2 separate regions of the Mus musculus genome follow, and region 2 is linked to region 1. A link is a loop called in an ENCODE intact Hi-C map of the cell type or tissue named here. Cell type or tissue: left cerebral cortex. All regions are shown on one strand. Each heading gives the region's core, and the rest is flanking DNA. Links, peaks and the distances in the headings are about the cores only.

Region 1 (11,940 bases), core at 1,491-9,490:
GAATTCAGGATTTCAAGGTGTTGGATCTTCCCAACATAATCTATAACAATGTAATTTCAATAAAAATCCAAGGAAGTTGTTTTGCTATTGATAAGTCAGTTCCAACCTGCATGTGGAAAGGCACAAAACCTAGAATGGCCAACACAGGACTGAGGGAAAAGAACATTATTAGAGGCTGGTATTTCCCAACCTCAAGACTTGTAAAGGCACAGTGACCAGAACAGTCAGTCACTGGAGAAAGAACACACATTGCTGGAATAGAACAGAGAGCCCAGACACTGTCTCATATAAATACAAGAAATGGTATGGGAACTTTTACCTCTCATGTACAAAAGGAAGCCAAGACACAGACATAACCTATTTGCAAACACTAACTTTAAAGAATCATAGACCTAAATACGGCATGGAAACCAATAAAAGTCCTGGTAGACAACACAGAAAAATTAGATAACCTTAGTCCTGGTAATTTTTTTTGATGCAACATTAAAAAAATAACCCAGAAGAGAAATAATTGATAAAGTGGACTGAATTAAAAACAAAACCAAACAAGCAACTCCCACCTCCAATACCTGCTCCACAATGGCACTCACTGCTCATTAGACTATTAGTGTTAACACAGTCTTGTGGAATCCATGCTCTGAACAATCACACTGGCTCTTGCTCTTTTAATCAGAAGTTTAACATATTCATTGTTTGGTTGGGTTTTAAAAATTTGAAATCAGATAGCTTGGAATTCAAAGCAGTGACATGGAGGAGTATAAGTGTTGTGTAAGGGCAGTTTTGCTGGTGGCTTTATGGCACTAGGCTTTGGAAAGCACCGTGGACTTGGCCTTTCATTTCCTAGAGAAGTGCTCTTTTTCTTGTTTTCTTAAGAGTCTACATTTTAGATTCACTGATTGGGTCATTTTGGCTCTCCATCTGATGCAGACACTTCCATGAATGCCTCATTACATCAAGGATACAACACAATCCAAACTATCTTTAAAGACCTCTAAAGTCCTGTACTACTGGGTGCCAATGGCTTCTCTTTTAATATTCTTCCAAACCCCTTCACTTACACAAGTATACGATGCTGGCTGCTTGCTTTGCTCACATACATTTTCACAATAGCATCATCCCATTCTCTGGCCCAGAGACTCCCCTGGAAGTGTTCCTGCCCGGCTGCCTCCAGGACACAGGTACGCTCATAGCACTTGCTCAGAGAAGCCTCCTCTCACCATCCAACTTAAAATGGCTTTCGCATCTCGATTGTCCTATCTTACTTTATTTTGTCATCTACATCACTTATTACTATCTGAAATTGTCTTACTTAATTCATTTATTTAGTACTCTTCTTGTTTATTGTCTCCTGTCTTAAAATGAAAATACCATGAAGTCAGGGATTTTTAACTTGTATTCTACAAACAGTGCCCGAGTTTACTTACTGGATTTTCAGTAAATATTGAAGGAGTAAATGAATGATGTTATTAAATTGACCTCCTGAGAGTGAACCTTTGGGCATGCCATATCCTGTAAATGCTCTTCAGAGCACTTCCAGATCCTTCAAAATGCGTGCCATCTTTCTTTATATTCTTATCCTGAGCAATGCACTTTCTTATCCCTTGTCACCTCTCAAAGTGAGCTTCTTATTTCTATCCAAATTCTCTGTTTCTTCTCAGCCCTGTGATTCTGTTTGTACCAGTTTCTCTAACCAGCAAGCTATACCTCTTGTATCCCAGTTCTTAATAAGGCCACACTTGAGGGTCTCTTCTGCTGGAAAATGTCTTTGCTCAGTTTTCCTACCTTGGAAAGCTGTCGTTTCCCTCTGAATTCCTATGAGACTCATACCTCTTTTATGTACATGCAGGACTGTATATCACACATGTTAGTCATTAAGACCTTCAGTATTTAGCACCCACTCATTAGAGACCTCCACTAGCTATCTGTTAAATGGATGATGATTGTATGATTGCTCATTTTGAAACTGTAAATGACACTGAAGGATCTGTATTTATTTGTCTATGTAACTTCCAGAGCACCTAATGTGTTTGTTGAATGAGTGAAGACTAGCCATTGTACTCAACTCAGATAATTAATAATATCCCCACTGCTGGAGCAGTCCTGGACATTCTTCATCTCTTTGTGCACATTGATCTGTTTGCATCCCCCTGAATTCTGTGTTCAGAAGAATAATACTGCTGTTTGATGATTGATGGAAGCAGAATTCTAAGATTCCCGGTCTCTGGTATATCCATATTTTTCCAGTTAGTCAAAACATTAATCCAGGTACTGGTATGCGGATGTTTGGCAGTTGTACATTGAACATTGAGTTGACCTTATCTTAAGGTTATAGTTCAGGTGGATCAGAGCTAAACACTTGAGTCCTATGATAGCAGAATTCACACACACCCACACACATACACACACACATACACTCACCCTCACACATGTGTGCATTTGAGAGTTAACAGCATGAAGATATCAGACACACACAGGACTTCTCTCCTGCTGACCTGGAAGGTAGATAAAGGGTGTGTGGGGCCACTAGAACTGTGGATTGCTTCCACATGTCATCTGCCAAGAATCCAGAACCTTGGCCCTACAACTGAGTTCAGCTGCACCCATGGGTGATGGGAGTAGATTCTACTCAGCCTCAGATGAGAACCTCAGGCCTTGACAATGCTTGAGCTCCAGTAGGGTCTTGAACCCAGCCATGCCCAGACTTCTGATGTACAGAGACTTTGTGCTTATGCTGTATGCAGCCAGCCAGTATGGCAATTTATCACATGGCAATAGAAAACAGGCTCAGTGATGAAGAAGGAAGAGAGAAAGAAACCTCTGCTATGGACTGAAGTAAAGAATGAGTCTCAGGAATCCCCATCTTTGTATGGGAGTCGGGTTTCTCTTCATGCTCCAGGTTCAGTAATGACTGCAGGTCTTGATGCTGTCTCCACCTGATTGGGCATAGCTAGAAGAGAGAATCCAGGCATGATTGATGAATAGAGGTCTTCCCCTCCCCCACCTTTAGGCTTTCAGCAGCAGCACACGGTCTTTTCCCACCGATCCCTTTCTAATAAGTGTAGTGACCCGAAACAATTGACCTTAAAAAATAAAAATAAATAACCTGCCCCCAGAACCATGACAGGCAGCTTTAGCATTCTCTGCTCTCCCTAGATCGCGTCTTGTGAGTCTCAAAGAAATGAATCTTATTATTAGCCTGCTGCCAGTGACTGCTCCTGACAGAGCCCCTCCCCACTGCAGCTGCCAGCAGGCACAGGTGTCATGAAGCTGATGGCTCAGTAGGCACTGTGAGCAGTGGGGGAACCACTCTGAGCCTCCAGCCTAGGGTCCCCGCAGCTCAACTGTCATCTGAGGCTCCAGTCTGTGGAGTGACACAGGGGAGCCTCCAGTCTGTGTCACGGGACTTTGTCCGGCAGGTTTCTTAGGTAAACTGAGACTTGCCATTTGGAGGTTTTCCTGTCCTTTCCCATTTATTATAAGATACATTCTTCATTCAGAGTCACGTGCCCATAATGTGACTGGACAATCAGATAAATTATACAGCAAACACCTGTGTGAAAGGTAATTATAAAGCAAACGTTGCCAGACTGACAAGGTCCTGTTTTTCATTCCTGAACACAATCCCTCACCCGAAGAAAGAGATAATCCCTATCTCAGAGTTTATGAAAATTATTGCTTTGCCTTTAGTTCCCCATATTTAATGTTTCTGTGTAGTTTTGCCTGTTTGCTAACAGAGAGCTTGAGCTCTCTCAAATCTTGATTCTTTGCATATATATACACACATATATATGTATATATATATATATATATATATATATATATATGATTCATTCATATTCTTCATACCTGCAGTTTGCTCAATTTCTTTGTTGAATAATTCCCCTATTTATTCTTATGATGGACATGGATTGTGGTTTCCTTTACTGTTGACTTTTGTTGCCAGGAGCATTCTTCTTCAGATCATCCTTGTAATCCATCTAATCCATCTAATACATGGTCATCCTGAACATTAATAGATAATGTCAAACTGCTTTCCAAACTAACCCAAGTACTCTGCCCAGATTAGTGGAAAAATCCTTGTTTTCTGCATTTTTATTAACACTGAGTATTTTCTGTTGCTGATAAGTTACCACCACATTTTGGTGTTTTAATCAAACACCATGTTATTGTTTGTATGGCCAAAGTCTTGGGTAGTTTAAAAGCGTCCTTTGCTCAATGTCATAGGGTGGTGGTTTAGACTATGGTCCCCTCTAAGACTTGAGGCTCTCTTTTGAGCCCTGGGGCTTTGGGCAGAATGCATTTTCTAGCAGCTGTGGGGATTGTGGATTTTCAAGACCACAAAGAAATTGCCTCTCTCACCCTTGGCCTTATTCTAAAGGTACCTTTCATTTGGTCAGGCCTGCCCCATATAGCTTCCTTTTGATTAACTAGGAGCTGAGGGCTTGCTAATCTAATCACAAGACTGAAGTCCTACTCACAGGCTCTGAAGCAAGTGAGGGAGGAGGCTCATTGGAATGTGTTCATCAGTCCTGGGAATCCCAAGATTCCTTGCTTGCTAGAGAGAGGTGATTTGGTTTCTAACTCCTGGATTGCTTAATTGTTGAGTGTCTGAAGGTAAGCAAGTTTTATCCATTCACTGGTGACTTGTGCTTCTCAGGACACATATTTCATTCTCATTGTTTGAAAATGTTCCTCTGACCTGATGCAGCAGTGTGCTTTAATAATATAGCAGTTCCATGGGTAACACTCATTGCGAGTTAATGTCCCACTGGCCACTGGCAAGTGTCAGCTCTTTTAATATACTTGAAACCACTGGGTATGTGCTATCAATTTCTCCATTTCACAGATGAGGAGACTGATGCTGAACAAACTAACAGATTATGAACTGGAGATGTTGTTGGCTTCATCTTTGAACCACTTTCACGTGGCTCAGACCTCATGTTCTCAAAATCCACGAAAGCCAGCAAACTGAATTAAGGGCATAGCCATACTACAGCAGACAGGTGGACAGACAACTCTCCCCCTCTCTCGGTTACAGTGAAAGGATAGTCTTAGTGGATGAGTGATCTTTATGCTTTCCACACTAAGTCCTTCTCTCCATTCCTGCTGTTCCACTGTGCCACCTGTCCAGTGCACTGTTGCCTTGGTTCCTGGGCCATCATGTTAGAGCCTCCTCAGATTTTATGGGATAACCTAGACTCTGACATTGAAGTATATTCCCGGTGTGATCCCCAGCCCTGAGTCCCTCTCACTCTTCTCTGCCTTGGATCGGAAAGAGCAGATATAGCCTAGTGCTATGTTAGCTCCATGCTCCCATCTGTAGACCACACCCCAGTGTCCTCCCATTCCATTTAACCCACCACTAAGTCCTGAACCCATCACTGCTTGGACTCTGTCCCATAGGGCTTTTGTCTTCCATCATCGAGTTTCTGCAGTATATATAAATTTTTTTCAACCATGTGTTACCTGCCTATAGACTTTTCATTATATTGCTCTATAATTTTCTTCACATGTTTCAGTAAAGTTACCCAACCTTTATTAGCTGGCACACATACTGAGTTATTTCTCATTCATATCTTTCTTGAACTTTCCATATCATGAATGCTGGTGAGGTTTTCTTCTCTTATCATCTAGGATCACTTTCCCTCTCACTTTTCTTCTTTCTTTGGGACATCTCTTTATCCAGCCCCGACTGTCTACTCTATGGTCTATTTAGCCCTGTTCTTTACCCTCTCCTTCCATATGTAGCAATTCTTACCTTATTGTTGCTTTCTGGACCTGCTTTACCACTGGACAGGCCACACTCAGTGTCCTGACTTCAGGATAAATATCCTGGGATCAAATCCAAAGAGGTGTAGGCTGCATCCCTAGACAGCAGGCATCTTGCTCCCCGAGGGGCTCTGGATTCACAGAGGTGGAGGCAAGACTGATACTCAGGGGTGGCTCAGCAGGATTTGTAAGCACAGCATAAGAACAGGGGAGCATCTGCAAAGCGTTCATCTGCCTTTCCCTGTTTTGATTTGGCATGTCTGTGTAGAACATGCCATGTGTCTTCAGCTGTCTTAAATGAATATTTAGAAAACGCTCATGTTTTTGGTTCCCATTATGCTTTCAGATTCCCTCAGATTTATTCTGATGTGTTGCCTCCATAGTAGTCAGAGCTCTATTCCTGACTGCCTCCCAAAGCAGACATGAAAAATTAAATCAGATAACCCATATCTGGGCACCGATTTTCTTTCCACTGAATGTATTTGTGTCTTTTCATTTATTCCTCATTAGAACACTCCATACAGGAACTCATGTATTAAAACATTACTTGCTTGGAAAATGGCAGCAAAATGCTGGCTATACAGGCATAAGGACTTGAATTCATATCTTCAGCACCTGTATAAAATGTCAGGAATTGTGGCAGGAGCCTGTGGTCCTAGATCTCAGAGGCAGAGGACATAGGATTCCTGGAGGGTCACCTGGCCATCCAATCTAGCTGAAACAGTGAATACCAGGCTCAGTGAAAGAGCCTATCTCAAAGAATAAGAGAGCATGATGGAGGGATACACCTTTGGCCTCTCCACAAATGGGTGCACATAAGTGCATCTCCTGACATGCACATACAGGTGAACATACATGTGTATATGATTCCCCAAGTATGTAGTGATCTAGACACTGTCCAGGGTGCTGAAGAGGCCATGAAGAACAACACCCGTGTCACTCAACCTTAATGACACAGAACACATTTATGGAAATGGAGGGCCTTTCATGGATACTTAGCAAGTGCACCAGGGATCCAGAACTAGAGTCTAGACTATTGCCCCAAGGTCACCTGCCATATTGTGATGTAGTCACCTGTTGCTGGAGCCTGCCGTGACATGTGCTTTTTATCTCCTCTTTTGCATGTGTAGTTTGCAACTTTCATCTTTATTTTCTAAAAGAAAAACAGTACAACACCAAGAATAATGCTTGAAGTGACACTCAGCTTTCTCCTCGAAGTTCTTTTATGTTGTGTGACCCAGTTCCAGGGAGATGTTTTCCTAATGTGGCTCCAGAGCTCACCCAGATCCGGCCAGCACTCCGGTTCCCGGAGGCTCTGGCTGCTGACTTACTTCTCCTGGACCGGATGGTAGGAAAGTAAAGGAAGTGTGTCTTCTCTTGGCAGCCCCAAACTCTGGCCTCTCCTGAGCCCTGGGCTGCAGCTGCCCTGGCTCTACCCTGACCCTGGTAACGTTCCTCAGAGCACAGCAAAGGTTAACTGAGATCACACAGCCAGGTGGATGCTTGGCTTCGCTTTCCCCGGGGCTAATTATGGAACTACATTAGATAAAAGTCAACATATGTTGTAAAAGGCACTGTGTATCATTGCTTGACAGTTTCTAACAATGTGCTCATGTAACAGCTGTCAAAGGCAGTGCTAGAAAATGAGTAATATGTTGATTTATGTATATCAGATCTGTCCTCATGCTCTGTGGTGGAGCAGACCAGGCAAGCTTGGCTCTGTGGGTGGAGACTCAGGGAGGGGTGGCCCAGGAAGGAAGGAAATTCCCTCATCTTCAGAAGCGTCTGGAAGGGCGGGCAGAGCCTGCAGCAGATGCTGCTTTCTGAGGTCCTTTAGAGAAAAATTGCCTGGAGGACATCTGCTTTCTTTTTACAGAAGAGGAAGGAGCCCATTGAAGAGTAAAATCCAAGTGTCCTGATAATGTGTGTGTGTGATCGGGTGGGGGTAAGGGCTGTGGAGTTCATTAGTTATGCTTTTTCTGTCCTCTGAATAGAGCTAAGGATCACATTAGCAGCTAACTACTTTGTTCTATGAGGGGTTGAGAAAAGGTGGGGTTTTTTGTTTTTGTTTGTTTTTTTTTTTTCTAGAAATCCCATGTTTAGGTTTTCTTTTCTTTCTTCCTCTGTTTTGTTTTGTTTTGTTTTGTTTTGTTTTGTCACGTAGGCTAGCCTTGAACTCGTGGCAATTCTCCTACCTCTGCCTCACCTGTGTTAGGGTTATAGATGTTCACCATCATGCCCTTTAGATTTTATTTTAATTTTGTGTGTTTTCTCTGTGTGGGTCTGCGCTGGTGAGGCCAGAAGAGAACACATGGATCCCCTGGAGAAGGAGTGCCTGGCAGTTGTGTGCCTTCCAACAGGGGTGCTGAGAACAAAATTATGGTTCTCCAGAGCAGCAATATGCCCTGTTGATTACTGTTTCATTTCTCCAGTCTCACAGCTTAGGTATTCTTTATAGTCAATGCACTGAAAATTAATTAAAAATATTCAGCTGATAAATAAAACTGTATGTATTTAAGGTTTTATATGTACACACCATGACAGGGTCACTGCAATCAAATCACTCGCTGTATCCTTTCTCCTTTGTGTTACATCTTAAATTCTCATCTTAGGACAAAGTCTGAACGTTGACCAGTGTCTCCACACTTCTCCTCTGCTCTTGTTTTTGGCAGCTACCATGCCACTCCGGGCTTCTTTGATGTCCACTGCTTTAGATTCCAGACTTCAGCGAGGTCTCACAGTGCTTGTCCTTCTGTGCTTGCTGTGGCTCCTTGAATGTAATGTCTTCTCTGAGCTAGCTTTGGTTGGGACATTTGGAGGAGCTTCTGCTGTAGCAGTAACAGCAATGCCAATGCACATTCCCATCAGCAGCCTGCCAAGCTTGCCCTCCTCAGCACCCCCAGTCCTTTTCTGATAACAGCCCTTCTGACAGGTGGAGGGTCTCACTGTTGTTTCAAATGACCATGACCGGACTCAACTTTCTCATGTTCTAAGCATCATTCTACTCAAAAATTATGTAGAGATGCAGCAAAATGAGACTTAAAGAGATGCTTCCCTTCCCTCTTGAGGTCTTACACCGTGCCCACTGGTGATGGGGGATCAGGGGTCTGGGTTTTACAGAGGCCACTTTGGTGTAGCTTTGGAACCTTCATTGATTCAGGGTCACCGCCAAGCCTCTGTGCTCCTCTCAATATCCACAGTCAGGGTTTTCCCCTCTCCAAGTGTGATTAGGAGCAGCACGAGGTCTTAAAGCACAAAGTAGTCTCAAAACTTGTAGTTTGCTGATGAATAATATAAATGCACAAATGGATAACCTTATTTATTCTTTAGCACTAATTGAGGCAAAAATAGAATTTGGATGCCCTAGGCCCCAGACAGAATCCTTTCAGTGACTGGGAGGCCTTGCCAGTCTCCCCTGCCTTTAGTTTAATGTGTGACATACACTGGAGAGAAGGAGGTGACCCTGAACTCTTTCTTCTCGTGATGTGGTTTGGGGTGTAATTGTTCTAGAGGAAGGGTGTTCTGTTTACACATTTTCTGCTGGCTGGTAGCACTGGCAGATGTCAGATATCCCCTAGCACCCTCCATTCCATACCCAGATGCTACCACCAAGGCCCATGTCTGCTAGTCAAGCATATCCCAGCTCAGCTTTGCTGAGCTTCCCAGAGCCTTCTAAGTCATAACAAGTTTCAGCTAAACTCTGACAACAGATCAATTTTCCCCAGTCTACTTGATGGAGAAAGCATCTTGCAAACCTAAGACAGTGCAGGGATGGGTGACTGCAGTCTAGCGAAGTAAAACTCTAGGGATGTTGCACGTTCATTGTACCAAGGATTTGGAAAGATTCTCAGCAGACCACAGGTAGTTAAGCAGCCAGATCACCACGGTGATCTCTAAAGGAGGTGTTCTGAGATAAGTGACAAGCAAATACCAATGAGCCAGCTACCCAGGATCAAGCCAAACCTTCAAGCTCCACCTTCTCTGTACTGGGAGTCAGCTGCATCTTTATTATCCCACCAGCCCTCTGCAAGAAGAGGGAATGACTTTAGCTTGGGATGAAGATGATCGTCATTAAGAATGAAGAGCTTTTGAAAGCAGCTAAGAAGACTCTACTGTATCAGGATCTGAATATATGTGTCCTTCACTTGTGCTCAGCAACATATTTAAGCCAAAAGCTTCTAGCATTTTATGACAGGAAGACAGCATAGGATGGCAGAAAGACTAGTACACTTACCAGCAAAGAGCTATAAGTATTGCCTTATTTGCTGTGCTCTCTCCAGATAATTATATACCATCTCAGAGGCTTGGTTCTTTTCATCTGCAAAATGGAAATAATAATTAATGCAAACTTATGAAAGCTTGGTGAAAAATTAGAGAATGAATATAAGGATACTCTTCAAACAAAGCATTTATTCTGTAGTAGTTTTCATCTACAAGATATGCTTTCTCACGTTTCAGTGTTTCTAAAATAAATGTGTGTCTTGATATCCATGTCTTTGTTTCATTTCCTGTTGCTAGGATGAAGGGATTCTTTGGCTCACAGTATCAGGTTATAGTCCATCCTTGATGGCAGGAACTTGAGGCAGCTCGCCACATTACGTCTGTAGTCAAGGGCAGGGAGTAATAAATCAATGCCTGCCTGCTGGTGCTCAGGGACCTCTTCTCGTCATTGCAATCCAAAGCCCAAGACCCAAAATGGTGCTACTCACATTCAAGGTGGTCTTCTAGCTTCATTCGACACAGTAAAGAAAATCTATCCAAGGCATGCCCAGGGGCCAAGTTAATCTAGTCAGTCCCTAATTGAGACTCCCTTTCCTTGGTGACTCTAGATTGTGGCTAGCTGACAATTGAAGCAAAAATATTACCATATATAAATTGTATATAATATTCAATATGATCATGTTTTCCTTTTCCCCCAGGAAAGCTATTAGATGAATAATGTGTCTTACAGTCAATAGCTTCTTAGAGACATGAAAATATAATAGTTCAGATAGTCTTATGAGGCTCTGGAGATCAGTTTTACTATTTTTTTCATTTGAATATTTAAAGGCATCTGTTAACCAAGTATAGCTACCATTCATTAAGCGCATTTCATGATTTGCATCACAACAGTGCCTGATATTCATTCTCTTCTATGACACTGGCTCATTCACATTCTGGAGTGGTAAGCAGAGTATGGGGATGCTGGGGTGCGTGCAGCAGAGTGAGGTGCCCTGTGCCTGGGGTCTTCCATCCCCATGGATGGGGCTCAGAGACAAGATGGGCTCTCCCCTCTCCGTCTTTTCTATCTCTGCATGTGGCTGGCAAACTCTTAACAGACACCGAAGGAAGAACCCCAGCAAGTTTTCTCGTTATTAAAAGATAAGATTACTTAGATGCAGGCTTCTTCGAGACTGATTTTTATTAACTCCAATGTGGGCTCTTCTTTATACCTGATTGTGCCATTTTATTTCCAAATACACACACTGTATTGACAATCTTATTCCCTCATTGAATTTTCTGCAGGTTTCTGTTGTCTTTTATGAGCCTATTCCAGTGAGGGGGGAAGAAGTTAAATGGGATTTATAGCAATATATTTACCTGGCTAGGCTGTAACTATTTTTAAAATAAATAAAACTTTAAAATAACAGAAGTGAAGAAGAGCAAATATCCATGAAGGCTTTCACCCTCCCCTAGAGAGAGATAAAAAGGCATCCTACCTACAGCATGTCTCTTTCTAAGACCACATTGGTTTTCCCAAATAGCCATCATATAAATAGAGTGGCTTGTATAAGATTGTGCACTCTGTGGGTGGCCCTATAAATATTCATTAGTAAAATGTACATGCGGCCCTGATCCTTGAGCTTTGTATTCAAAGATGTGGTTTCAGCAATAAGTTCAAATTTGATGTACTTGATAGAGTCAGTGAAGGCTTGAAATCGTTATCCTGCATGCTAGCCCCTCCCAACCTTTGGAACCTGAAAAAAATAATAATAATAACAACCTTGGGCCAGAATGAAGCCAGGAAGACATGAAAATGAAGCAGTAAAGGCTGTTAGTCGCCAAGTTCAGAATTCATCTGCTGCTCTTGTTGTTGAGGGCCTCCTGGTGTTTGCAATGCAAATTTCAGCCATGCCTTAATCATGACCACTGGGAGACAATTAGGGTTAAAATATAGATTTCTAGATAATT
Region 2 (11,940 bases), core at 1,562-9,561, 57 kb after region 1:
GGCTTTACTTAGAGCTGTGCGGGTCTCTGTGGACCTTACTCCTTGGTTAGAGCACACAGATGGTGAAGTGTTGAAGGAAGCAGGCTCTGCCTTAGTGCCTTGCCCAGTCAGGTTGCAGATGAGCATGCTACTGTGTTCCTGGCCTCCTCAGTACTTTCCTTGCCCACTCCTTCACCCAAAAGTCACCTAGCAAACAGTAGGGTCAACCTGAGCTGTGCCAAGGTGAGGCAATGCAAGCTGGCTGAGGCAAGTTGAAAACACAGAGGAAGAGACTATGAAAGGCTGTGCAGCTCTTACTGGGGAAGAGGTAAGGGCTTTACCCGGGCTCCTGTGCTGTTGAGTCTACATAGCTATCGGTGTCTGCTGTTCCTTCCCTGTTGCTGCTTTCTCCTGCCCTTGTGGACTTCTACCACTGTTCTAGTTCTACTCTTGGTGAGGGGCCCTGTATCCGTGAGCTTTTCCACCCATGCCCCAGTTTCCTAAATCATGAAATTGAGACTTAAATACATATGAACAAATGCCTAAGCCATAAGCTTGGGCTTGTTCCCTGACTAGCTCATAACTTCATTAACCTGTTCCTTCTATTCTATGAGTGCCACATGGCTGGCTACCTTTTCTCAGTTCCATGCATCTATTGAATCTCCTCCCATATTTGACTCTATTCCAGAGTTCTCTCTCACTACTGGAACTCCCACCTCCTATTTCCTGCCTCAGCTCATTGGCCAATCAGCTTTTTATTGACAGGTGATGTTTCCATACAGTATACAAGAGATTCTCTCTACAGGGCTCTGCTGGGTCAAGGACCCCTCTCAGGTCCCTGTGTGATTTTAAGAAAGGAGTTAGCAGGAGTGTATGGAAATATGTGTAGGGAAAGTGACAGGAGTGCTGAAAGCCACAGTAAATAAGGGACAGGAGAAAGAAAAGAGGCAGGAGAGGAGAGACAGGGAGGAGGGCAAAGGAGGACTCTAGGAAAGGAGAGTCAGGAGGAGAAAGGAGGACTCTGGAAGAGAGCTGGAGGAAGGGGGTGGGTGAGTGAGAAGAATATAAGTGTTAGAAAAAAAAATCAGGGGAGATGGAGAGACTTACTGGGTTGTTTTGGTGTGTGTGTGTGTGTGTGTACATACATGTGCCCATGTGTATACATGTTTGTATACATGCATGGGGAGGCCAGAGGGTCACTATTTTTTGAATAATTTAAAGGGTATTAGTTGCAGTTCTCTGAAAGTCTGAAAATCTGGTGTCTGCTGTGAACTCATCTGAGCCAGGATTTTTCTTTTTCTTTTTTTAACATGTTATGTTATCTTTATTTTATGTGTATTGGTGTTTTTACCTGCACGTATGTTTATGAGAAGGTGGTAGGTCCCCTGTAACTGGAGTTTCAGACAGTTGTACACTGCCATGTGGGTGTTGGAAATTGAGCCCAGGTACTCTGCAAGATCTGTCAGTGCTCTTAGTCCCTGAGCCATCTCTCTAGCCCCTGGACATTTTAGGAATTGGAACCTTTTTATAACTGTTTCAATTTTCTTATTTGCGTTGATCTGTTTAAGTTGTTGATTTCTTCTTGGTTTAACTCTGATGGTTTGGATAAATCTGGAAATTCTTCCAATTCTTTTAGATTTTTCTAACTTAGTGGAGCCCAGGTTTTTAAAGTACTCCCTTATAATATTCTGAATGTTTTTCCTGTCTAGAGTTTCCTGATTCATCTCCAATTCTGTTAAATTTGGTTCTCGCCTTCTTTCTTTCGGTTAGTTGGACTAAGGGTCTGTCAATCTTATTTTTCTTCTCTAGCAACAAGCTCCTAGATGTGTTAATTCTTTGCCTTCTTTGCTTTTATCTTATTAATTTCGGCTTCAATTTTTATTATTTCTTGTGATCTACTCAATTTGGACTTGTTTTTCCAAATTCTTGTGTGGCATCATTATTTATTTGTGCTCTTTCTAATGTTTTAAAGCAAGTGCTTAGACCTATCAATTTCCCTTTCTGACTGATTATTTTTTTAAACATGTCCCAGAGGTTTTGTTTTGTTGTGTTTTTATTTTCATTTAATTCTTGATTTTAAAAATACTTGATTTCCTTTTTAGTCCATTCATCATTCAACAAAGTGTTGTTTCATCTCCATAAGTTTGTGAAATTGCTAGACATTCATTTACTGTTGATCTTAAGCTTTATCGAACTGTGCTCAGATAGGATACATGGAGTTATTTCAAGGTTTTTTAATTTGTTAAGGTTTGTCTTGTGTTGCTGGATGTGGTCTGTTTTAGAGAAACATTTTATGACTGTTGAGTATATTGTATATTCTTTGGTCTTTGGGTGAAATATTTTATAGCTACCTGTTAGGTCCATTTGAGGTATGTCACTTTGTTCTGATACTTTTCTGCTTATTTTTGCCAAAATGACAGGTCTATTGGATAAAGTGAAGTATTGAAACCAACTATTATTACTAAATTGGAGTTAGTCCTTGTCTTTAATTCCAGGACTATGCTTTTTATGAAAGTGTGTGTGCCAGAGTTTGGTGCATGTAGATTTAGCATTGTAATACTTTCTTGGGTAATTGTGCCCTTAATTAGAATGAAGCACCCTTTATTATCTCCTCTGATTAACTTTAGTAAGTCTGTTTTGTTGGATATACCTTTCCATTCATTCACTTTTTGAAGGTGAGTTCATTGTAGTCAGTAGGAAGATAGATTTTTGTCTCTCTGACTCTCTAGGGCTAGTGGTCCACCAAGATCTAGGCATCTGCTTTTGTTTTTGTTTTTGTTTTTAATACCTATACAGTCAACCTGGGATTACAGACAAACTACTGTGCCTAGCTTTTCCTTTCCTTTCTTTCTTTTTTTTTTTAACTTCTTTTTTTTTGTTGTTGTTTTTGTTTTTTGTTTTGTTTTTTTTGTTTTTTTTTTTTGTTTTCTTTTTCTTTTTTCTTTTTTTTTTATTACGTATTTTCTTCAATTACATTTCCAATGCTATCCCAAAAGCCTCCTCCCCCCACTCCCCTACCCACCCATTCCCATTTTTTGGCCCTGGCATTCCCCTGTACTGGGGCATATAACTTTTGCCTGACCAATGGGCCTCTCTTTCCAGTGATGGCCGACTAGGTCATCTTTTGATACATATGCAGCTAGAGTCAAGAGCTCTGGGGTTCTGGTTAGTTCATAATGTTGTTTCTCCGATAGGGTTGCAGATCTTTTTAGCTCCTTGGATGCTTTCTCTAGCTCCTCCATTGGGGGACCTGTGATCCATCCAATAGTTGACTGTGATCATCCACTTCTGTGTTTGCTAGGCCCCGGCCTAGTCTCACAAGGGACAGCTATATCACCATCCTTGCAACAAAGGCTTGCTAGTGTATGCAATGGTGTCATCGCTTGGAGGCTAATTATGGGATGGATCCCTGGATATGGCAGTCTCTAGATGGACCATCCTTTTGTCTCAGCTCCAAACTTTGTCTCTGTAACTCCTTCCATGGGTGATTGTTTCCAATTCTAAGAATGAGCAAAGTGTCCACACTTTGGTCTTCATTCTTCTTCAGTTTCATATGTTTTACATATTGTACCTTATATCTCGCTATACTAAGTTTCTGGGTTAATATCCACTTATCAGTGAGTACATTTCATTTGAGTTCTTTTGTGATTGGGTTACCTCACTCAGGATGATGCCCTCCAGGTCCAACCATTTGGCTAGGAATTTCGTGAATTCATTCTTTTTAATAGCTGAGTAGTACTCCATTGTGTAAATGTACCACATTTTTTTGTATCCATTCCTCTGTTGAGGGACATCTGGGTTCTTTCCAGCTTCTGGCTATTATAAATAAGGCTGCTATGAACATAGTGGAGCATGTGTCCTTCTTACCGGTTGGGACATCTTCTGGATATATGCCCAGGAGAGGTATTGCGGGATCCTCCGGTAGTACTATGCCCAATTTTCTGAGGAACCGCCAGACTGATTTCCAGAGTGGTTGTACAAGCTTGCAATCCCACCAACAATGGAGGAGTGTTCCTCTTTCTCCACATCCTCGCCAGCATCTGCTGTCACCTGAATTTTTGATTTTAGCCATTCTGACTGGTGTGAGATGGAATCTCAGGGTTGTTTTGATTTGCATTTCTCTGATGATTAAGGATGTTGAACATTTTTTCAGGTGTTTCTCAGCCTTTCGGTATTCCTCGGGTGAGAATTCTTTGTTCAGCTCTGAGCCCCATCTTTTAAGGGGGCTATTTGATTTTCTGGAGTCCACCCTCTTGAGTTCTTTATATATATTGGATATTAGTCCCCTATCTGATTTAGATAGGTAAAGATCCTTTCCCAATCTGTTGGTGGCCTTTTTGTCTTATTGACGGTGTCTTTTGCCTTGCAGAAGCTTTGCTGTTTCATGAGGCCCCATTTGTCAATCCTCGATCTTAAAGCACAAGCCATTGCTGTTCTATTCAGGAATTTTTTCCCTGTGCCCATATCTTCGAGACTTTTCCCCACTTTCTCCTCTATAAGTTTCAGTGTCTCTGGTTTTATGTGGAGTTCCTTGATCCATTTAGATTTGACCTTAGTACAAGGAGAGAGGAATGGGTCGATTCGCATTCTTCTACATGATAACAACCAGTTGTGCCAGCACCATTTGTTGAAAATGCTGTCTTTTTTCCACTGGATGGTTTTAGCTCCCTTGTCGAAGATCAAGTGACCATAGGTGTGTGGGTTCATTTCTGGGTCTTCAATTCTATTCCTCCTTTCCTTTCTTTTCTTTGTTCTCCTCCTTCTCCTCCTCCCCCCTCCTCCTCCACTCCTCCTCCTTTTCCTCTCCCTCCCCTCCCTCTTCCTCCCCTCCCTCTTCCTCCCCTCCCTCTCTCTCCCTCCCCTTTCCTTCCTCGTCCTCCTTTGTGAACACAGGGGATACAAACTCTGGTCTTCATGTTTGCTCAGCAAACTCTTTAGTGAACAAGCCATCACCCTAGTCTCAGAGAGACACCTTAAACACTTTTCTTTTACATTCCTGGGGGATCGCTGTAGGCCTTATGCATGCTGGGCAAGCACTGTACCACTGAGCTGCATGCCAGCCTAAGAAGAGACCTTTCTGCCCCCCGTTATCCACTCTTAAGGCAGTGTGCCCCCTAAGTCTGTAGAGCTGATTGGGGAGTGAGAGCAATACTTCACACAGCCTGTAGGACACTCCGGAGGAAACAGGTAACCACTCCTACAAGTGTCTCAAGTTGGATTGGAATCTGTTGCTAGGATGCTGATGGTACACAGATTTGCTTTTCTCTCAGAGGTCTCGGGTCATGCAGTTTCTCAACCGAGTTCTGTTTCCAGGAAGCACGTGGCTAAGGTACAAGGGTTCTAATGAAGGAAGTCAGTGTACCTCTTGGAGTTACAAGTACATAAGGTGGTGTGGGTTTGGAGCTGGGAAGGTCAGTGGTGTTTCTGCATCATTCCTGGTGTAGAAACAGCTAACTTAAAAGGAAGGACCTGGAGTCCAAGGCTGAGATGATGACAGGAGCATGTGAGGTTCCATGTAGCCACCAGGATGCCTGACGAAGCAGACAGCCCTTCTCTTCTGGACCTTCTATAGTTCCTAAGTTCACCAAAGCCTTGCCCTGAACCCCTTCCTGTCAATTCTGGAGACATTTGAATAATGAATTCTGTTTAAGACTGAAAACCTCGAAGTTCCATCTGTAACAAGACTCGAAATAATTACAGCTGATGATTGCCTAGTACTCTCAGCCAGAAAAAACAGAACAGCTTTTGGCCGCCAGCAATTACAAGCGGCACCGGCTTTAGCAGAGACAGAACTTTTAAATGAATACATGAATACATTGCTGAAGATCAGAAGGCAAGAGAGTGAAGAGGTGGGGGTGGGGGGGGGAAATGAGTTGGCAAAAATGGAGTGACTTCACTCACTACAGGAGGGAAGAACAGAGGGGGGAGAAAGAGAGAGAGAGAGAGAGACAGAGAGAGAGAGAGAGAGAGAGAGAGAGAGAGAGAGAGAGAGAGAGAGAATGAGAAACCAAACTTTTGCCCATTATATTTTAACTTTCTATAATGGCAGAAAGAGTTGGCTTAATATAATGGCAGAAAGAGTTGGCTTAGAGTGACATCTTAGAGGCTCTGTAATTCTGTATTTTAGGCCATTTTCTAACGGTTAAGTTGTATTCTCACCAAGAGGAAGAGTGAGGCCGTTTGATTGCCATAAATATGGTTTGGGTTTCAGAACTTGGTGTTTCATAGAGACCTGAGCTCAAGTGCAATTCACCGCAATGGCTCTGTTGCTTTGTCAGCCACTCCAGCGCTCTGAGCCCTGTTCAGCATTCTTGTCTGCGAATCCCTTCCCAGCTGTTCTCACGGGAACTAAGTAGGTCAACTTCTATGAAGTGGTTGAACTGCCGCCTGGAATAAAGTCTTCAGCTAGAGAACTCCTGTCTCAGAAGAACCTGCGCTTCTTCCCTGTTGGTCTCCCCGCCTCTACCTTCAGTCCTCTCTCACATTGGTTGAACCTGTCTGACCTTTCCATCGATTGAAGGGAACCAGAGTAGTCATGACTCTTTCAAACGATGACCACCAGTATATCAATCAGGACTCCTCAGAGACAGATGGGTGATATATGTTTATAGATATATGAGAAGCAATTTATTGAGGGATGTGGCTCACATGATTATGATGGCTAAGTCCCATGACAGGGTATCTGTGAGCTAGAGACATGGGGATGCTGGAAGCCTGGCTCAGAAAACCAAAGGCTTAAGAACCTTAGTTACTATGATAATACATGGAGCAAAACCAAATTGGGGGATCAGGGCTTTATTGTCTTACAGGTTACAGTTCATCACCAAAGGAAACCAGGAAACCTGGAGACAGGGGCTGAAGCAGAGACCATGGGGGAAAATTACTTACTGGCTTGTTCTCCATGAGGACAACTCCTTTTCATGCAAAGCCCAGATGAGTCTGCCTAGGAAGATCACTGCCCTCAGTGACCAGGGACCTCCTATGTTAATTAGCAATTAAGACAATGTTTCCCTGCATACGCCATAGGTCAATTGGTCCAGGCAATTATCTGATTTGGTTCCATTTCCCCAAATGACGTTAGTTTGTGTCAAGGTGACAAACACTAGCCAATATAATGCTTATTGTCAAAAAGGAAGAACAAGGGGTTGGGATGGGAAGCCACTGGTAGAGTTGTGAAATCCACACGTGCCTGAAGTTCTGCTGTCCAGGGCGGCAGAGGAAGGTCTACCCAGCTCTTAGAGATCAGTTCACATTCTATATTTGGTTTATTCCTACTGAGTGGATGGTACTCTTCCATACAGAGTCCAAATCTCTCCACTCAGTTCACACATACCTGTCTTCCCTGGTGAGGTACTAAAATAATCTTCATTATTTTCCTAGGTGTTCATCTTACAATCTGACACCTGAAATTTACTATTTTTATAGGTAATCATTGGGTTGGGGACTTTACCAAAAATTCTGAACCTAAGTGGAGAGGCAGAGGCAATGGTATCCCTTCGGCCACTTTAAAATGCACATTTACTGTGATTTCCCTTCCTGGTGGAAGAAAACATCTGCTACTGATGGTTAATTCCAACCAGGATCGGAAGTGGAAGCCTGAAACTCATCAGACATTATAAGTTAGTGGATGAGCCTTCACAGACCTGGTAATCAGACCTCTGGAGTGGAGGTTTTCAATCTGATTTGAAGACTCCATCATTTGCCTGCACTCCAGCTCCTTGCCTGCTTCTGACTCACCCTCCCACTCCCATCTGCGAGTTCAGGCAGGTTGGAAGGCTGCTTCCTGTCCTCTAAGCTGGAACCATATGGGAGGTGGTTCCTTCAGATGCACTGGAGTGAACCATGTGAGCAAACCCAGCATAGCCATGTTCCTCTGCAAAGCATAGGAGTGCCATACAACCCCTTTCTCTCTCCATCACCTCAAGTGCCTCCTACTCTCTCATCTGCCAGCATCTGCATAGGATTCTGTTGTGACCTTCAAGTTCTCTCCTTCATATTCAAGGTTGCCTGGTTACTATACCATCTCTTAGTGTTGCTACAGTCATCTGTTCTGAGGATGGCATATTGGTTGATTTGACTTTTACAGCTCTTTTAAGTTTAGATGTTCAACACATCTTATTAGGTTGGTGACTATACAACTTCTAGTTTCCCGTCTCCTCCCGCTCCCTGACCCCTAGCCTTATTTGGGTTATATCATTGCTTCTAGGGACTTTCAGCTAGTAAGGTGGGCAGGGGACATAGAAGAAACAAACTAGAGGAAGTGTGTAGTACAATTTAAAATGCAGTCTATGGGAACTGTACACATATAGTAAGAAGTGGTGAGTAGGATCCAATCTCAGGACTAGCTTTGTGACACTTGACCCTGAGCTAGTCCCAAGCTGTCATTGGTTGGGAAAGTTCTATCGGTTTGGACAATGTGACTTGGAGTTGTGAGGTGGTAGCATAGAGGGGACACCCAAGTAGATGTCACATGTATCTCAGACTTAATCCTTTGCACTTTCTGTCCCTCACCCTGTGTTTGGGGAATGTAGAAGAAGATATTCAGAAAGACGCTAACTCATCTTGGGCTAGAGTAACATGATACTACAGGCTGGGTGTTTTGTAAAGAACAGAAATGAATTTGGTACATACGCCTGGTGGTTGAGTCTCAGATCAAGGGGTCCTATCTGGTAAGGGCATCTTGGTGTGTTATCATGTTAGAATAGAGTGTGGAAAAGAGGGTGGTGGTGGTTGTATCCTCTCAACAGGTCTATGACGGCATGAGGCCTTCCTTGAGGGCAGAGCTCTCATGACTGATTGTTATGACCAACTCTCATAGCCTACTTTCTCAGTGCTGGGAATCAAACTCACGGCCTTCTGCTCCCTCCTCAGGCTCTCTGCTTCTGAGCCACATCCCCAGTCCCTTAATCATTGTTGCATCGGTGAGCAAGTCTGTGTTTTAATACAGGAGAGGTGCTCAGCCGAAGCCAACACCTTGTGCTTGAATCCTTAGCCTCTAATGTTATGAAGACACCAGTTTCTTTTTATTGTAAATTGCCCAGTCTCCAGTTTTCTATTAGAACTCATACCAGGTAAGTCAGGCTTGGTGGGTTAAATGATTCCTATGGAGCAGCAAGGACTATCCTGGGGTTCCTGAGACTGAAAGCACTGCCTTGTAGATGATGGGGGCAGGCCACCATCCTGACATCCCACCTCTTCCACAGAACTCCATGGTGGAAGCCAATGACAACCTCAAGATTCATGGGCTGTTGTATCTGGATAAAGGGATTGGCATGTATGTCTTATGCCTCATGCCAGTAGCTAACCAGGGGTCTGGACTACTGAAACTCTTCTCAGACCTAGTATGGGTATTACTAAGCAAGGACACAGTAACATCAAGGACCATGTCAATCCATTTTGTGTTGAAGTAATACCACAGGCTTCATCATATTTGACCATTTGTTTAATCTCTCTGAGCCTCGGTGCTTTGTTTCAAAAAACTTCTCCTGTTAAAATGAAATCAGCTTGAGTTCATTACTATATACCCCATGGATATAACCCGTATTGTTTACTTGTCTAAAACATTAGCCATCCTTCACAAGACTCGGGCATGGTTTTTGAGGGCTGGATATGCTATATATTTCAAACATTCCCCGATGATGAGATAATCGTTCCTCAGCTGACTCTGGCCTGCAGAGGTGAATAACAGAGGTTATGACTTCTGGATTGTGGGAACTCGGTGGCTGGAGAGGAGTAAGAGAGAGACAGAGAGAGGTGATTGGCTTCCACTTGTTCTTGTGACACTATCTTCCATATAGCATATGAATTTCACAGTAAATACTTATAAATTGACTGATAAATAAGCTGAGTTCCCTCATGGCAACAAGTAAGGTTGTGAATTTCAAATGGAATTAGTATCTAGTAGAAGAATTTTGATAAAATATGGAGTCACAAACACACATGTTTTTGTTACTGTAATGATGCTATGGGATTTTTTACAAGGAAGGAATATTAGTAATAAACAAATAGTCAAGGAAAGAGAGAATAGCATGTAAGAGGTGAACATCAATATTAATAGCTAGAGAACAAATAGAAGATGAAAGACTGGTAGCACCATACAGTGTGTGTATCTGTGGTGTGTGTGTCTCTGTGTGTATGTGTATATGTATGTGTATGGGGTTATGTGTGTACTGTGTATGGTATCTGTATGTGTGTGTATACACATGTGCCTGTGCATGGTATATGTGTGTGTGTGCATGCATATGTATATGAGTGCATATGTGCATGTGCGTGTGCGTGTGCGTGTGTGTGTGTGTGTGTGTGTGTCTGTGTGTGTGTGTCTGTGTCTGTGTCTGTGTTTGAGGGGACAGTAAACAAATGAAAAACAAACTGAAAAGTGCCAGGCCTTGAATATAGCTACCTTGGCAGCCTTGAGGCTGAAAAGCTTTGCTTGCTCAAAAGCACTGGAGACCCAGCTTCCCCTCCACCCTGTGTGTGAAGCTGTGTGGTTGCTCTGCTCCTCCCTAGCAGAAACTGGGAAGCTTGCAGAGAGGCATGGACTTGATCTGAAAGTAAAGAAGGACCAAGTGAAAGTTTGGGGAACCTCTTATCCCACTCCCTGATCCAGGAAACCCATCCTCCTCCAAAAGCAGCAGATGATTCCTTCCTAAGAAAATTGGCATTCAGAAAAAGAGTTTCAGATCCTGAGCAGAGCCCAGACAAAGTTAAGCCTCTCAAGTTCCCAGTCCGCAGAGAAACTCTCCACTGATTAGCTCAGCCAGCAGCATAGGCTAGGTTTTGCCACCTGAGAACAAACCAGCATTAATCTTGCTGTTTTGCACCAATGAACATTCATTCTCGAAGGATCCACATGCCATCCTTGGTTGGCTGGGGCTTCTGCTCCAGGCTATCCTCATCTGGGCTTATGCTAATTCACCATCCTCGGCTCACCATCACCACGGCAGAGGAAGTGCTGTGAGGTGGGTCTTTTGCTGGAATGTTAAATGCTTTTGTAAATATTTGATAGGGTGGATTATTTAATTATTTAAATCACTGACAAATAATACATGTATGTTTATCAAAACAATATGATGTTTTTGTATGCTTGCTCTCTAGAACGCTGAAACTGAGCTAATTGCTAACTGCTCTCCTTCTCTTGTGAGAGCCATGATCAACTCGCAGCAATTTTCAAGCCCGCCATAGGTCTTCATGAGTTAGTCGCATTTTGAGATAAATCTTTTCAATTTATTATTCTTCCTAATTGGAATTTTGAATCCTCATAGCAACAATTTTCCAATCCTCTCCTTCATGGCCTGGGCTCTGGTGATCATAACTCTTTGCTGTTTTAGATTCATCAATAAGTGGGATTATGTGGTATGTGTCTTCGTGTGTTTGGATTAGTTCCTTGACCATAATTCTGCTCATGCTCATCCATGTTACCCCCTTCTTTTTAAAGGCTAAAAAGTCTTATACCCTATCTATCTATCTGTCTGTCTGTCTATCTATCCATCCATCCATCCATCCATCCATCCATCCATCCACCCATCCATCCATCCATCTATTCATCTATCTATCTATCTATCTATCTATCTATCTATCTATCTATCTATCTATCTATCTATCTATCTATCCATCCATCCATCCATCCATCCATCTATTCATCCATCTATCTATCTATCTATCTATCTATCTATCTATCTATCTATCTATCTATCTATCTATCTATCCATCTATTCATCTATCTATCTATCTATCTATCTATCTATCTATCTATCTATCCATCCATCTATTCATCTATCTATCTATCTATCTATCTATCTATCTATCTATCTATCTATCTATCATCAGTCTTCTATCTATCCCTTCTTTACCCATTTATGTGTTGCCAGGCAGACTAGTCATGTGGCTCTTATGGGCAATGCTGTAGTGAAAGTGGGAAGCAGCCATCTCTCCAGCATACTGATTTAATTTTCTTTGCATATC

What was found. Hi-C counts contacts between places; a loop is a spot of excess contacts. Peaks named below come from ENCODE experiments on the same cell type or tissue, not always from the same donor. Only the 100,000 strongest peaks of a DNase experiment are listed, where the experiment ranks them.
Region 2: it touches region 1 in a loop (3.0-fold over the local background); 3 of 42 quality-filtered maps call a loop at or near these places.

What each region holds. Positions count from the first base shown.
Region 1 is chr9:27,447,000-27,458,939 of GRCm38, forward strand. No RefSeq gene overlaps it. Among named protein-coding and RNA genes, the nearest start is that of Spata19, 56 kb to the left of the region's middle. In left cerebral cortex, for the core only: no CTCF peak of the experiment used is centred there; DNase peaks (open chromatin) are centred at 6,104 and 7,476; H3K27ac peaks cover 1,772 bases.
Region 2 is chr9:27,503,624-27,515,563 of GRCm38, forward strand. No RefSeq gene overlaps it. Among named protein-coding and RNA genes, the nearest start is that of Gm30791, 9.3 kb to the right of the region's middle. In left cerebral cortex, for the core only: a CTCF peak has its summit at 5,141; DNase peaks (open chromatin) are centred at 5,697, 6,302 and 7,763; H3K27ac peaks cover 1,050 bases.